Linked DNA regions of Mus musculus: region 2 is linked to region 1. A link is a loop called in an ENCODE intact Hi-C map of the cell type or tissue named here. Cell type or tissue: heart. All regions are shown on one strand.

The links. Hi-C counts contacts between places; a loop is a spot of excess contacts. Peaks named below come from ENCODE experiments on the same cell type or tissue, not always from the same donor. Only the 100,000 strongest peaks of a DNase experiment are listed, where the experiment ranks them.
Region 2: a loop joins it to region 1, with 8 times the contacts of the local background. A loop is called at or near these places in 21 of 42 quality-filtered maps.

What each region holds. Positions count from the first base shown.
Region 1 is chr11:6,257,145-6,265,144 of GRCm38, reverse strand. It overlaps Ddx56 (DEAD box helicase 56), which reads left to right. Exons shown (of 14, transcript NM_026538.3): 7 at 350-469; 8 at 908-1,021; 9 at 1,112-1,206; 10 at 2,409-2,482; 11 at 2,599-2,688; 12 at 3,424-3,529; 13 at 5,525-5,598; 14 at 5,887-7,600. The coding sequence ends at 5,964. Among named protein-coding and RNA genes, the nearest start is that of Ddx56, 6.6 kb to the left of the region's middle. In heart, no CTCF peak of the experiment used is centred here; a DNase peak (open chromatin) is centred at 3,524.
Region 2 is chr11:5,987,315-5,995,314 of GRCm38, reverse strand. It overlaps Camk2b (calcium/calmodulin-dependent protein kinase II, beta), which reads left to right. Exons shown (of 21, transcript NM_007595.5): 6 at 2,423-2,495; 7 at 4,893-4,995; 8 at 5,069-5,152; 9 at 5,647-5,741; 10 at 5,861-5,983; 11 at 6,277-6,360; 12 at 7,172-7,214. Among named protein-coding and RNA genes, the nearest start is that of Ykt6, 36 kb to the right of the region's middle. In heart, a CTCF peak has its summit at 4,221 (motif pointing left); no DNase peak of the experiment used is centred here; H3K27me3 peaks cover 1,178 bases.

The DNA.
Region 1 (8,000 bases):
TTAAGGAAGAAAGGAAGGAAGGAAGGAAGGAAAATTACGAGTGTAGGTGTTTTATTGCCTGTGTGGTTTATGTGTCCTACGTGCGTAGCTGATGCATAGGGAGGCCATAAAGGGTGTTGGATCCCCTGACATTGGATTTACGGAGTATTAGTTGCCATGTGGGTGCTGGGACTAGGACCTGGGTCCTCTGGAGAGCAGCCGAGCGTTTAGTCCTTGAGCCATCTCTCCAGGTCAGTGCTGTAGTTTTCAGCTGAGGAGGCTGAGGTGCGGATCTGAGGATAATAAAGGAGGTAAAGAGAGAGGGAAGGAGGATGGTTAGGGTCAGGCTGGTCATCCCCTTGGATTGCAGGTGCCACATCATCTCACAGTTCAACCAAGGCTTGTATGATTGCGTCATAGCGACAGATGCTGAAATCTTGGGACCCCAAGTCAAAGGCAAACGTCGAGGCCGCGGGTCCAAAGGAAACAAGTGAGTCCACGGTTCTCTTTTTTCATCATTCCTCCGAGAGGACTGTTTTCAGCCTCTGTAAGACTGAGCCAAAGTGCATAGAGTGAGTGAGTTGTCAGACATTCTCGGTGGTTATACCTGGCAGTCCCACGGGCCCTTGCTTAGCTTCCTGGGCAGACATAGAGTAGAGGGTGATGCCCACATGTGCAGCACAGAGTGTCAGGGTCCCAGAGGCGGTTTATGGGTCAGTATGTTCTGCTATTGCCCAGGGCTAAGGTCAGGGCACAGGTTTGCCTGCATGTCAGAACTCCGGTCCACCCTCCAACACCCCAGCTCCTGGAGTGATTCTAATGTTTGGAGGTCTTTCAGCTTTGCTTAGAGGAGAGATGGCTTAGAGATATATGTGAGAACACATTCCCAGAGGGTGAGTATCTGTCTGATACCAGGTTATTTTCTCAGGGCCTCTGATCCAGAGTCAGGTGTGGCTCGGGGCATAGACTTCCACCACGTGTCTGCGGTCCTCAATTTTGACCTTCCTCCCACCGCAGAGGCTTATGTCCATCGAGCTGGCAGGTAGGAGGATGGGGCGTGGGGTGAGCTGGGGCGTGCGGAAGGACAGATCCTGTGGGCTAGTGGTACACGCTTGATCTTCTCCCTCTGCAGGACAGCTCGAGCCAACAACCCAGGCATAGTTCTGACCTTTGTGTTGCCCGCGGAACAGCCTTTCTTGGGAAAGATTGAGGACCTTCTGAGTGGAGGTAAGAGCCCGTGGTATGACTGCGAGTCTAGGAGCCGGGCTTCTCCCAGCTCACCTGGCGAGCAACTCCAGTGTCTAGTATGGTACTGCACATCTTTCATTGCAGAGCACAGGGGTGAGACAGGATGGCTGACTGACAGTTTGAGGCTAGGCTGGGATACATAGTAAGAACTTTTTTTTTTTTTTTCTATTTTTAAATCAAAGAATGGGGCTTGAGAGGTTGATCTGTGGCTGAACACTTGCTGCTCTTTCCTGTTTTTAAGATGTATGTATGTATGTATGTATGTATGTGAGTACACTGAAGCTGTCTTCAGACACACCAGAAGAGGGCACTGGATCCCATTACAGATGGTTGTGAGCCACCATGTGGGTACTGGGAATTGAACTCAGGACCTCTGGAAGAGCAGTCTTAACCTCTGAGCTGTCTCTCCAGCCCCACTTGCTGCTCTTTTAGAGGACCCAGGTTTAGTTCCTAGCACCTGTTTGACAGTTCACAGACATCTGTAACTCTAGCACCCTCTTGGCATCTGCAGGCACCAGGCATGTAGGCAGTATACATATGTGCATACAGGCAAAACACAAAAAAAGTAAAATAAATAAATCTTTTTCTAAATCCAAGACAAATGAGAGGAGGAAGCCTTATATATAGCAGGCTCCCAGCACTGGAGCCTGAGGTGGGAAGAGAGTTCTAGGTCAGCCCAGGCTACATAGCTAGTTGGAGGCCACCCTGGGTTATATAATGAGGCTCTGTGTAAAATGCTGAGAAACCTGGAGTGATAGCAGACTTCTACCACTGTCCATTATCATCTTTCCCCGATGACAGACACTATGTCCTTTCATATAGTGACTAAAGTAATACTCTGCCATGTTCACTGACTGCTTCATAGTCAGGAGTTAATTAAATACTCTGCTCTGTCTGGACTCAGTTGCTTTGAGTGGGTGACGTGTGCCCTGTTGCAGGCAGCAGCCATCATCATGAGGAGTCTTGTGGGTGGTGGGTTGTGAGCCTGAGGCTGATGACAGGCACACCGGGCTGAAGCACACACCCCTAACCTAAGTGTTTTGGGAGCTGCTTTTAGACTCAAAGACAGTGATGCTGAGTCTCATGGTACAGCCTCATTTCAGAGAAGAGGAGCAGGAGGCTACCAGGGGAAGGCCTTACATGGGCCCTGCCCTCAACCTTCACAACTGCCTTCTCCCCAGAGGGCGAGGCCCCCATCCTGCTTCCATACCAGTTCCAGATGGAGGAGATTGAAAGCTTTCGTTATCGCTGCAGGGTAAGCTTGACAAAGGTGGGGAGGAGGGATGTTGTGGAGTGAGCTGTGACCCAGGGATTATACCCCATCGATGAACACGCGGGTCTAAGGCCGTCTCACCCCTGGTCTACCCACAGGATGCCATGCGCTCAGTGACCAAGCAGGCCATTCGAGAGGCGAGACTGAAGGAGATCAAGGAGGAGCTTCTGCACTCAGAGAAGCTCAAGGTGAGGGCTTGGAGCTCAAGGTGAGAGCGGACAGCTGAATGGTTTGCTGGCCTTTGGCAGGGAGAGGTAGGAAACCAGTTGAAAGACAGCTGTCCTGCTGGGAGGGTGGTAGACACACTTCACAGTGTGCACTCGGTTAATTATAAATGAGCATACATAGTGTATGTGTGAACAACATTATTGGGAATACTATTAGAATCATTACAACATTATTTGGAAGCCCTGTAAGGTCCATACTAGGGTTCTTAGAATGTACAAGCCATACCTAGCTGTTACAAAGACATGGAAGAGTGTGGAGAGGCTGTTGGTGTTGATGAAGAACAGTCTGTAAGAAGATAACTAAGCTTAAGTGATTCAGAGTGCCTATGTTTGTGTCTTAGAGAAGTAAACAGACATGTCCTTGTACAGGGTATATCCTTGTACCCATTTTGGAGACTCTAGTCTAGCATCAGTGCGTGAATAAAGGCTCTAGCTGCCCCACATTGTGAAACTCTGGTGTGTGAGAAGGGACCTCCAGAGTAGACAGATTTCCTGGAGGTAGCATTGTCTGGATATGCTACAGCATGCAGTGCCTTGCTTGGCCAGCAGAGGGCAACTGTGCAAGCCATGAGAAGCTTGTCCTGGTTCGTCCTAGGCAGTTGCTGTCAAGGAGGATGAAGAACAAAGTGGTAGGCAAACTTCACTTCACTGTGACGCTTTTTGTGCATTTTAAATCTTGTGCTCTCTGTCCGTTAGACATACTTTGAAGACAACCCCAGAGACCTTCAGCTACTTCGCCATGATCTGCCCTTGCACCCGGCAGTGGTGAAGCCTCATTTGGGCCATGTCCCTGACTATTTGGGTGAGTGTGGCTGAGGGTCAGAAGTCTGGAGGACAGAGCCTCGCTCTTGGCCATCTTCCACCAGCTCCTGTGCTTGGTGCTGGGACAGCTTGTGTGTGAGGGCACTAGAGACCAGGCAGTTCAGAGTACGTGAGCACGAGCAACCATGCTCCATGTACCAGCTCGTGCAGCTGTGTTCCACCCGTCTATCTCATCATAACTGGGTTGCATTGTGGAGATGAGGAAACTGGTTGTGCAGAGTTGGTGGCATATTCCAGGGTTTGGTTGAGTAGGAAAATGAGCCAGTGACTGGCTTCCCGTGTTCTCAGGATGCTGAGCACATTTGAGGGAGAGTCCTGACTCAGGACCTTGTGCTGGGGAATACTCTAGATTGGCAGGCACCAAGCTGAAACCACTGTGGTTTGAGGGTAGGGGCAGATGAGGGGGGCACACGGTGCTGAGGGAGGGAAGGTATCTGTTCAAGCTAGCTGGTCCTTCACAACTCAGGAAGGCTCTGGGCTTTCCCTTTGGATGTGTAGTGTGGGGTATTTTTGGCAGTGAGTATCCCTGCCTTCCATGCTTACAATAAACAAAGAAGAGTTGATAAGACGGTGGCCGGCCAGTTAGCGTAGGCTCTCCATCATTCCTGATCCTACCTGCCTGTAATGGAGTCAGTTTGCTAATGTGATGTTGCTGCTTTGGAAGTGACAGAAGGGCTGGGCAGTTGTGGTACACGCCTTTAATGCTAACACCCAGGAGGCAGAGACGGGCAGATCTTTGTGAGTTTGAGGCCAGCCTGGTCTACAGATGGAGTTCTACAGCCACAAGGGCTATGTAGAAAAACCCTGTCTCAAAAAACCAAAACAAAACAAAACAGGTGACAGGAAGGTATGGGAGAGACATACCAGGGCCGACAAGGTTTGAGTGTGAAAGGGCCCAGGAAAGATGACACCAGACCTAGGGCTGCAGGCAGGCTTCTAAGGGATAGTGAGCTGGAGATGACCCCACCCTTGGTCTGTGTCAGAAATGCTAGGAGGCTCCCTTTGGCCTAAAGCACCTACTAAGAGCAAAGTCACTCACTAAGAGTGAGCCAGGAAGTTTGCAAGATCCGGGAAGGTCTGACATGTTAGATGTGGCCTATCCTGTTGAGGTGCCTGCTCTGAGGCTAGGCCCAAGATCTTGTGAAGTTGGGGTGGAATACAGAGGGAACGGGAGGAGCAGTAATAGGGACTAGAGAATTTGCAGTTCAGGAGCAGCACAAAGAGAACCCACCCTCTGACTTCTCTCTTTTTAAATGCCTCACCCTTGTAGGCGTTTCTTCCCTCCCTCCCTCCCTTTCTCTGTGCCGTGTACACACTCTGCTATGAATATGCCATAGCTTCTCTTGTTATGTGTGCTTTGCATTAAATGTAATCACTACAGACATGATTTAGACAGTGGGAGCCTATGGAACTAACTTTAATCTTCTGTTTGCGCACATATAACAAGTAATTGAGTATTGGATACTCTTCCCTTCAGCCCCCTCCCCCGGCCCCACTTTATGGGTTTTTGTTGTTGCTTTGTTTTTTAAGATTATTTATTATATGTAATACACTGTAGCTGTCTTGAGACACACCAGAAGAGGGCACCAGATCCCATTACAGATGGTTGTGAGCCACCATGTGGTTGCTGGGATTTGAATTCGGGATCTTCAGAAGAGCAGTCATTGCTCTTAACCACTGTGCCACTTTATGTTTTTTTGAGACAGGGTTTCTCTGTTTAGCCCTGGCAGTTCTGGAACTCACTCTATTGACCAGGCTGGCCTTGAACTCAAACCCTCCTGCCTCTGCCTCCTGATTACTGGGATTAAATGTGTGCACCACCACTGCTAGACTGAATTGGAGTCTGTGCTGTAAGTGTACAGAGTAATGCTGAGAAGGGAGTGGCCAGCACTGAAAGCCAGGTCTCACGCTATAGAGAGAACTGTGTAGCTGAAGTAGGGGTGAGGCCATCCCTGAGGCCCAGCATCTCTTCCAGTTCCTGCTGCTCTTCGTGGCCTTGTACATCCTCGAAAGAAACGGAGAAAGGTGCCCTTCTCTAGGAAGGCTAAGGTACGTCTCCCACGATGCCTGGCACAGAAGCAGTGCTCCTTCCCACCATGCCCTGCATCTTCAGCAGCTGAGGGAGGGATGGGACTCCCAGGAATGGGGGTGGGTTTGTGGTATTCGCACAGCTGCCTGAAGGCCCTGTGTCTGCCCACAGTAGCCTCCCTCACGTCTGCAGCAGCTAGCAGTTTCTGGCTTGTGGCACAGGGATTTGGTCAGGTGTCAGCACTGCTCATGTCTGTTGGGACCATCTGACTGATTCATCAAACTAACTTTCGACTTCTGCTCTTGTAGAAGGTGAAGGCCCAGAACCCACTGCGTGACTTTAAGCACAGGGGAAAGAAACCTAAGCCCGCAGCAAAGCCTTCTTGAGGTTGCCTGAGCCTGAGGACACTGAATTGGGCATCCTGGCCTGGATGGAGTGGGCTTTCTGCTCTGTTTGTGGGCACATTCTGGTGCTCAGTGTGTGGACAGACTGTACTTTGAGGAAGCAGCTTTGGACACCCCATCTCCTTGGTACTACTGGGCTGCCATTTTGTCCATTAGCAGAATAAAGATTCCAGCTGCCCCGGGCTGTGACCCTCTGGAATGTGGGAAAAGATTGCTTTCCCAAATCTCCGGAGTTGACAGAAAAGGTGGTGTTGTCTGGCTCTGCTGCTGCCTGCCTCAGTTGGCAAGCCAAGGCCAGGTGTCCTGGTTCTGCCGGTCCAGTGTTGGGCTGTGACTGACCCAGAGCCCTGTCTGTAGTTCCTGCAGTTCTACCACCCCAGATCAGCAGACCGAAGAGCTTGTGTTCTTCTAAGTCAGGGCATTCCTGACCATAAGCCCCTGGATCTCCCCAGCATACGCATGTTCACATTCAGAGGAAAACATCACTAAGCCCTGGGAGCCAAGGCAACTAGCGTCCCTTTTTGGATGAAAGATTGTGACAGTCTGTGTGTTTGTTTCAGAAGCACAAGTGGTAATATACGGAATGCACACCTACAAGACCCCTCCTCCATGTCCCAACCTGAGCACTGGCTGCAGGGGGCTTCAGAGGAGGTGATGCTCTGCATCCTCCCTCAGCATCCTCCTACCTGTCCTGTATACCAGTTACTCTCTGCCTGGCTGCTTGTCACTTGCTTATCAGGCATCGGAAGGCCAGGCTGGGGTAGAAGAGAAGTCAAGCCTGAAGTTCAGCTTTGGTTCTAGTCAGGGGGTGTGGCTGGAGGGACAGGGTGAGGCTTGGGGTTTCTGTGTCTTAACTCCAAGGGTCTCCAGGACGCTGGAGTATGTAGCCTGGGAAGACGGGGATTGTCAGTGGTAGATGTATTCCAGAGCCTCGAAGCCCACAGTGTCATGCTATCCTGTGCTCAGTTGTAGTGAGAAAAAGATGAAGAGTAGCCCTGGGGGCCAGGAAGATGGTTTGTAGATAAGTGTTTGCTGTGCAAGTAGTGAGGGCCTGGGTGTGCTTCCTCAGCACCCATGGAAAGACAGAGTGGCAGTCTGCATCTCCAACACCGTTGTGTGCCTTTAGGCAGGGAGGGAGTGCAAAAGGGCTTGCTGGCTAGGCAGTGTAGACAAAACAGGATGCTCTAGGTTCAGGGAAAGACTGGATCCTAAAAACTAAGATGGAGAGCAACAGAGAAGACCCACTGTGACCTCTGCATGCAGAACAGCATGCATCAGCATATGCAAAAACAGCAATTCCTGGCCTTTGCCGCCCTGCTTTGCTGACAGCCCTGGACAGTTCGGTGGACTGAGGTGGATGTTGGTCCATGCCTGCTGTTCCTGTGGTACTGTCTGATTCTGTCACTTTCCTTACCATGGTGAGGACATGTGCCCCAAACCACCTAGTTGTTAGGGTAGTTCAGTGGGGCTCAGCAGGTAAAGGTGTTTGCCTGTAAGGTGTGTGAACCAAGGCCAGTTCTTAGGACCCTCATGGTGGGAGGAAAGAAGAGATTCTCACAAGTTCTCTGACCACATATTTGCAATGGCTTTTGTGCTCCCATACCCCATAAATAAATTCAAAAGCAATCCAGTAAAGATGGGGTCACACAGCAGGTGGGGCGAGGTCAGGTTTGGAGCCTGGCCTGGTCAGCAGTACAGGGCTAGCTGTGTGGGTTGTTACTGCAGTAGCTGGCGACTGTTCTGGGACCTGCCGTTACTCAGGCCTACACTTTGGGATGAGATAACTTAGGCTGTGGAGAAAATGTTCCCTGTTTTCTGAGTCTAAGTAGGGAGAGTATGCAGAGCTTACTACCCTTAAGCTTGCTATTGATTCTTCGTAAGTTTCTCATCATGTACCCCAGTCCCACCCATCTCCTTGTCACCCCGACCCTTGCAGCCTCGTCGTCCCCCCCCCCCCAAAAAAAAAGAAACAAAGCATAGAAAACATTGAGGGAGCTGTAATGTCACAGTGCGTCCCA
Region 2 (8,000 bases), 270 kb after region 1:
GAGGGGCTTTTCTGAACCCATTTCTGTCTAAGGAAGCTGGAGATTCCTTTTAGAGAGACACAGGGCTTTTAGTTTGGAGTTTGTGGGGGAAACTTAGAGGTGGCTAAGTCCTTTTACAAACCAAAGAAAACAAAATTTGGAACACAGACGTATTCTTGCAATTCTCAGAAGCCAGGCATGGCAGTATGTACCGGTGGTCCTAGCCACAGTGATGCTGGCCAGGTCCCAAGCTGAGAATCATGTCAGGACCTAGCCAGTGTCCACAATGCTGCCTGACTGGGATTCAGGCCACAGAGTGACTCCCAAAGTAAGACACTAAGACAGTATTGATGCCCTGGTGATGGAGATAGCATGGGCCAGAGCAGCGTGAGGGAAAGTCCCTAAAGAGAGTTCCCTGAGCCACTATTCTCTGGCTGGGTAAGTGCCCTAGCCTGCCGCAGGTCCCTGTTGTCACTTTCCCTCCTACAGCTTGGTGCCATGCTCTCCCGGAGAGTCTTGTCTTGCCCACCAGCTTATTCTGTAGTACTAGTGACCTTCTCAGGGTGGCTGTGGCAGCCATGAGGAACTTCCACTTGTGTGAGGACCAGCCTGTGCCAGAAAGGGAAGCTCACCAGCCCAGCAGCATGGGCTGGAGCCTCTGGGCACCAAAAGAGGCTTCCTGGTAGGCCCAGCAGCACCAGGAAGGATGCCTGAGGAGCAGGAGGGCAGGAAAGTGTGTACTGCTAGGCACATGCTGACAGTGTTATCATGGAGGGTAAGACCTCAGGGCCTTGCCTAGAGCCTTCGCTGGACTTGAAATGGGCTCTCTGAAAACTGCGCCTGAGGAAGGTGCCAGCTCTGTCCCTCAGCATTCTCTCAGTGCATGGAGCAGGCTGGACCCATGTGGTGGCATAGGCAGATGGCACTTCCCAGTGACCATGGCTGCACATAAATCAATCCTTTGGAAGAATGTCCCAGATAGAAGGGAGATCAGCCAACTGGGGGCTATGCAGACCACAGACGCGGCTGGAGACCGACAGTCTGTGGCTCTAATTTTTTCTAAATAGGGCCACAGGACCCTCTCCATTCATATAGTCTGAGAGGCCCATTGGCCATTGGCCAACTCAATAGAGGCCCTTTGCACCCGGCAGGGCTGGGGAAAAGATTTTGAACTTACAGCTGTGCCCCATTGGTTCCGGTGTTTGTGGGTTTGGCCTATGGGAAGCCTGAGCTCTGCTCACTTGGGGGAGACATTCTGTGCCCAGTCCTACAGGCCTTGCCATGAACACAGTTGTCCCCTAACCTGCATGGGACTGGGCATCACCCTGAGTGACAAGTGCTGGATTCTCTTGGGGACAAAGATAAGGTATGGTGCCAGGCAGAATAGAATGTCATGAGAAATGGCAGTTTCTTATGGTGACACAGGAAAGGGGCCAAGATGGACCCTGAGAGAAAGCTGGGAAGACAGGGTTTCAAGGCCCCCATGCAGGCAAGGGGTGGAAACATTCTGGAAGATTGCCTCCCACAAGTTGGACTTGGTTCTTTCTGAACTCACAAACTTCAGGTTCATATCCATCAGATGTCAAGGGTGAGCTTCGTGTGAATATAGTTCACAGTGCCGTGCTGGTCATGTCCACGTGGGGCCAGACTTGGGGGTGAGGGGGTACTGTTTGAGAAGGGTGGTTTTCATACCCCAGGGAAGCCAACCTTTGGTCACACCACTGTCTCTAGGGTGAGGTCCCATGTGACTCATATCTGGCTCCAGGGGCTACTAGGGCAGGGCACAGGCTACAGAACCTCTGCATCCTTGGGGCTGGTGGCCCTGAGCCTGTTGTGTGGAAGGACAGGAAGGATCCGGGACTGCCACCAATAGAACAGAGGGGACTCCTGTGCTCAGGCTGTCCCCTGGGCAGCCAGGCACCCTGCCCAATAGATGTCTTCACGTGGATAAGGCTGGACTGGTGGATACCCAGGCACTGTATCTATTGAGATGAAGAAGCTGTAATGCAGTGTTGCCACTTCCAAGCAGGCAGGCTTATCCACATTCCTGGCACCCATGCTCCTGCCCACAGGCCTCACTTACAGCAGGCATCTCTACCCACAGCTTACGGTCCGTTTAGCCTATCTCAGCCCAGGTAAGCAGGAAACCAGAGTGTCTCTTCAGAGTTACTGCGGTGGATCCCGTTCTGATTTCTAAGCTCAGCTGGGCCCAGCAGGGGAGGCAGAGCAAGGACTAGAAGAGCTGGCCTTGGGGCTGAGGAAGGACTTCCTTGTAGCCAGCATCTCCTTCTGCCATGGCTTCCCTCATCATCCTTGCTCCCTCCAGCCTGGGAATTGAACCCCAGTCCCCCACAGCACTCCTGCCTTCCCCATGCCTCCTTTGCTGCTCCCCTCCCTGGCCACCCCAGGACCACTCAACTAACTTGTCTGCTGTTTGCTATAGTCACTGCATCCAGCAGATCCTGGAAGCTGTTCTCCATTGTCACCAAATGGGGGTCGTCCACAGAGACCTCAAGGTGAGTTTCTTATCTGCTCTGTGACAGGTTGTCACCCACACCTACCGACCATGTAAAAGGAGGTGTGGAGTACGAGGGAGGGGTGTGGGTGGAAGGTGTGCGTGCATACTATGTGCTTGCACGAAGAAGTGTGAGTGCATGTGTGTTCATGTCTGGGCAAGGCCATATGCACATGTGTGTACATAGAGGCATGAGTGCATGCGTAACTAGCTGGGTGTGTGCATGCAGGTGTGTGCACAGATGTGACATGTGGCTGCACACTTACAACCCAGCATCCCCGTCACTTCTGGAACCGCCCAGTTAACCGAGGTACACTCAGATTCTCACTTTCTAGTCCCCTGCCAAGATGGAGCTCTCAAGGCTCAGGGAGAGCAGGAGCAGACTGGCTTAGCCAACTCCTCTCAGACCTCTCTTTCCGATTCCATGATGCCCACAGCTAGACTATGGGATCTAGTTCTGTTCAAAAGAAAACCTGTCGCTCAGTGTGAGGCTTATCCCTTTAATTCCAGTGCCTAGGAAACTGAGGCAAGAGGGTCAGGGGTTCAAGGGTAGCCTAGGGTACATAGCACTGAGGGCAGCCAAGCTACATGAGACCCTGCCTCATGAGAAAACAACTAATGACCCTGAGCTTTCTATAGACCCTATCCCCCCAACCCCTTCTTGACTGTAACCTCTACTTTTCCAAGGTCTGGTTCAGCCGTTTGTTGAGTCCACCTGTTTGGGGACACTATAGATGCCAGTCCTGGCCTGAATGTCTTTAAGGCCGACCTTCCCCTGAGCCTCAGTGCTAACTGGGGTGATCACTCCTTTCTTAGGCCATAGGCTAGGGGCCAGTCTTTGCTGCTGTTCTGGGAAGGGTATCACATCCTACTGGATGTCCCCTCTATCTCACCATGTGTCCTTGCTTCCTTGAGCATCCTGCTCTGTTTTATCTGGGCCAGCAGTGAACAAGACCCCTGAGAGAAGGGGGTCTATGTCACTGATTAAATGAGGTGCGGGCACTACACTTGCAGAGAGTTACCGCAGAGGCTAAGGCAGAGAAGTATGTGTTCCCTACATCTCCAGGTCTGGGCAAACAAGATCTTCTTTTTGAGAGAATAGAGCGCCCCTCCTTTCCTGGAGGAGATCCCACCATCTTGATGAGGCAGACCCACAGATGACACAGTGCTAGGTAGAAGCTACACAGTCAAGACAAGGCAGGAGAGAGCATGTGTAGGCCGTGTCTCAGAGAGTGGTTGTGAAGGAGCCAGAGTACAGCCCAGCCTCTACGGCCTGACTGCTGCCTCCTCCAAGGCCCCAGACTTTCCTGCCTTGCACCTTCTAGAGCTCCCATGTGATTAACACATTTCCAATGCAGGAGCAGAGAGCCTGGGGCCCCTGCCATGCTCACAATGGCAAAGTGAAAATGGGCAAGGCTGAGCGTGAACCCTGCCTATCACCAGAGGGGAGGGAGTTTTAGTAGATCTGTAGCCTTGGGCTTGCTTACTTCACACTCACAGCTCGAGTGCTTGTGAAGCTCTGGTCTGCGGTGGGCCCGGAGACCCAACTCAGGAAGCTTGCATCTTTCTGTGTAGGTGGGCAGGCATACTTGGGTTCCAGGAATCACATTAAGCCATGTAAAGTCTCTGAGATGGATAACAAAAGCAGGCCATGGCAGTCCGAGGACCCAGGGGTGAGACGCCTCTTTGCTGAGTGCTGAAGAGCCCCCTGGTGGTCAGAAGCCAGGAACTTCCTGATTGGTGCCCAGAGCTGCCAGGACAGGCTGCTGTGGTTACAGGTTAGACAGAAAGGCCAGGGAAAGCAAATTGCAGAGGGGCCTCTTAGGCCTTCAACAACTAAGAGACAACAGCCTCTCTGGCCACTTCTTCAGGACAAAACAAATATCCCTGCAGCTGAACCAAGAATGATTCTCCGTGAGGATGCTTCCCCACTTGTGGATGCAGACAACTAAGCGACCCATGGCTCCTTTCTGTCCCGTGTAGTAGTGCTGACTGGAGCTGAGTGGGATTTGGGTGTTCCTCCATGTCCTGTGAAGAACACTGCCCAAGTCCCTAGACTCTCCACCATGTCAGAAAGGAGAGGGGCAAGACTGGCCTCTATCAGTGGGGCAGCCCTGCAGGCCTACGATGGAGATGTTGTGTTGTCTGTGAGGGAGAGCTGGAGATTTTGTTCTCATTTTAGGAAGCAAGGCACCCAAGTTCAAACTGAGAGCTAACTTCCCTTTGAATGACTGGGGCTGCCATCCTTGTCCCCAGAGAGGAGCCAAGCTATAGGTCTAGGACCTCCATGTTGGGCGGCACACTGTGCCTCCCTGTCCAGCAAACTGCTGCTGTCTGTCTCTGTTTTGTGCCCCGCCCCTTACAACTGCGCTGTGGCCTGACGGCTCTCTCCCTGTAGCCTGAGAACCTGCTTCTGGCCAGCAAATGCAAAGGCGCCGCAGTGAAGCTGGCAGACTTCGGCCTGGCCATCGAGGTTCAGGGAGACCAGCAGGCATGGTTTGGTGAGTGTCAGGGGGCAGGCAGAGGGTACTGGCAGCTCCTCATGGCCCTTCATGGTCCCTTCCCCTTCGGTAGGATTTGCGGGAACGCCAGGCTACCTGTCTCCCGAGGTCCTTCGGAAGGAGGCCTACGGCAAACCTGTGGACATCTGGGCATGTGGTAAGACCTGTGTGTGAGAGGTGGCTGGGTTGCATGGTGAGTGTGTGGTAGTGTTTTTGGAATCGTTCCCTCTGCCCTGCAGTGTGCAGGTGGCTGGCTTACCCTGCCCTGAGCCAAGTATGTGTGTCATCCCTGCCTCTGGGCTGCCTTAGCAGGGATCTCTCACCGTGACTACATTTACCAATGTGCCCCAGGCCATTATGTTTGTCTGCCTGTGCTCATTATAGGTCTGTGCCCAGAGCAAGTGGACACCAGGATACAGGGACCAGGGGCTGTCAGACCACAGGGCAAGGTGGCTCCTTAGGTGGGCTCTTCTCTTTCTGGTGGGGATACAGCAGAGGCGGCTGGCCAGGCTCCCTAGTGACATAGGGTGGAGATGGAGCAGGGATCAGAGGCCGTTTGTGCCATCCTTCCCATGGTGGAGGGGCGCAAAGGGACACTGAGGACTGACCCTGGGGGCCCCAGGGCTATGCTGCTCACCTCCCCATCCACAGGGGTGATCCTGTATATCCTGCTGGTGGGCTACCCACCTTTCTGGGATGAGGACCAACACAAGCTGTACCAGCAGATCAAGGCTGGGGCGTATGATGTGAGTGGGCGCCGGCGTGGAGGGTGGGGACTGCCGCACCCTGGGTCTCCCCTCCTCTCCATGGCCTCTGCCCAGGGGAGGGGCTTCAGCCTTGCCCTGTGCCCCGCTTCCTTCTGTAGTTCCCATCCCCTGAGTGGGACACCGTTACTCCTGAAGCCAAAAACCTCATCAACCAGATGCTGACCATCAACCCTGCCAAGCGCATCACGGCCCATGAGGCCCTGAAGCACCCATGGGTCTGCGTAAGTCATTCTTGGCAAACTCTAGGGGCCAGTTCCTAGTGGGTATATCCAGGGCCCCCAAGATGGCCCTGGGCTTCTGTACCTTGTGTCTGACCACTCCCCTGGTCTGTGAAGGACAAGACTTGAACTTGGAAATAAGTTGGGGACCGCAGGTGGGAACGAGTGATCGATCTCTTTGTCATTGTGGCTGGCCCTAGAGTGCCACCACCTTGAACCTCTCTCCTAAGCCTCTGGGGACAAGACTGACACCTCTGATGATCCTCACTGCCCTGTGACTTCCCTTCTCCCAACAGCAACGTTCCACCGTGGCCTCTATGATGCACAGACAGGAGACTGTGGAATGTCTGAAGAAGTTCAATGCAAGGAGGAAGCTCAAGGTAGGCGAGACTCAGTCCCCAACCCTGCGTCCTGGTGGGCTCCATGCTGGAAGTAGGGGTGTCAGTAGGACCTGCAGAAGAGGAAGCAGGAGAAACCCCCAAATGCCTGTTTGCAAGTCCAGACCAGAGGATTCCAGATGCTGGCACAGCTCAGAGGGTTGAGCTTGGCCCTGGGTACAGAGCTGGTCGCTTCATCACCCTGAGGGCTAAAGGAGTACTGGGCCAGAGCAGGTTTGGTAAAGGGCAGAGCAGAAGGGTCCTGGTGGGCCCAGCAGGTTAGGGAGGCAAGTGGACAGAACCAATCCTGATAGTTGCTGGCCAGTCAGGGACAGGAGTAGACCCGGGAGCCATTGCTTGATTGAGCTTCCCCAAAGCATTGAGGACAACCGTGACTACCCTGGGCCTGTTAAAGGAATGGTTCTCAACTTGTGGGTCAAGACCCTTTAGTGGGTCACATATCAGATGTTCCGCATGTCATTCATAACACCACAGTAGCAAGATTACAGTGATGAAGTGGTAACGAGATAACTTTGTGGCCGAGCATCACCGCGACATGAGGAACTGTATTAAGGTGCCACAGCATTTAGGAAGGACAAGAACCCCTTCCTGGCCACGCCCACTTCTCAGGAGTCTGGACGCTGTGATTTGTGGGTAGTGTGAGCTTTAACTATGGGCGTGTGACTTGCCTTAGTGCTAGAGGCTCCGGAAATCTTACTTCTCTGGTAGGCTGAACTTGTAAGCTGGGGGCAGAGGCAGACACTAACAGGGTGACAGACACTAACAGGGTGACCCTGCCTCTGCTTCTTCGTAGGGAGCCATCCTCACCACTATGCTGGCCACACGGAATTTCTCAGGTGAGACATTCTTCTCTAGGGAAGACGGTGTCTGAGTGCCACCCTCATTCTACAGAAAGCCTCCTCCTTCTTCACCGGCCCTCAGACCCTTTCCTCCAGGCTGGCGGGGGTCCAGCTTCTGTCCTTACCTCTAAGGTCCTCTGCCCAGAAGGCCTTTTGGCTTTTCTCATTGGGTACCACTGAGGTCTGCTACGCCCCAGTCCTGCCTCCTCCGTGTCGTTGGGTCTGTGTCCCTCACTTGACACCCCAGTGTCTGTGCTGCCAACACCTGGCCTGCCACCTGTATCCGTCCAAGCGTCTGTTGGGCAGCCTTGTGGCCTCCTTGTCCTCAGTACTCTGAGCATCGTGTTGTGTGTGGGAGACAGCTGAAGTGGGGGTGGTGATGGATGAGTTTGAGGTCTGCGCACGGGGTGACTTGTAAGTTCTGGATGGGCCACCTGCCCCGGTTGTTTCAGTGGGTGATGGGAGAATGAAGACTCAAGGGTCTGTTAGAGACCCATGGGGTCCACCCGGGGGGAACAGTGTCGGCCCCAGTGCCCGGACAGCTCTGTCTGTGGCGTCTTCGTCGTCTGACGCTATGTGCGAGCGTTCATGGTCGTCTCTCCTTGTCTGTCTGCATCTGGCACCCTGCCTCCTGTTACTTTGCTGTGATGCTGTATTGCCGGGAATGGGCACACGGTCACACCAACACTAATGGGACTGTCCTGTCTGCTGTGTGCCCCGCATGCCCCACAGGGCACAGGAAGCCCCACTGGGGTGTTCTAAGGAGAAAGGAGGCAAAGGTTT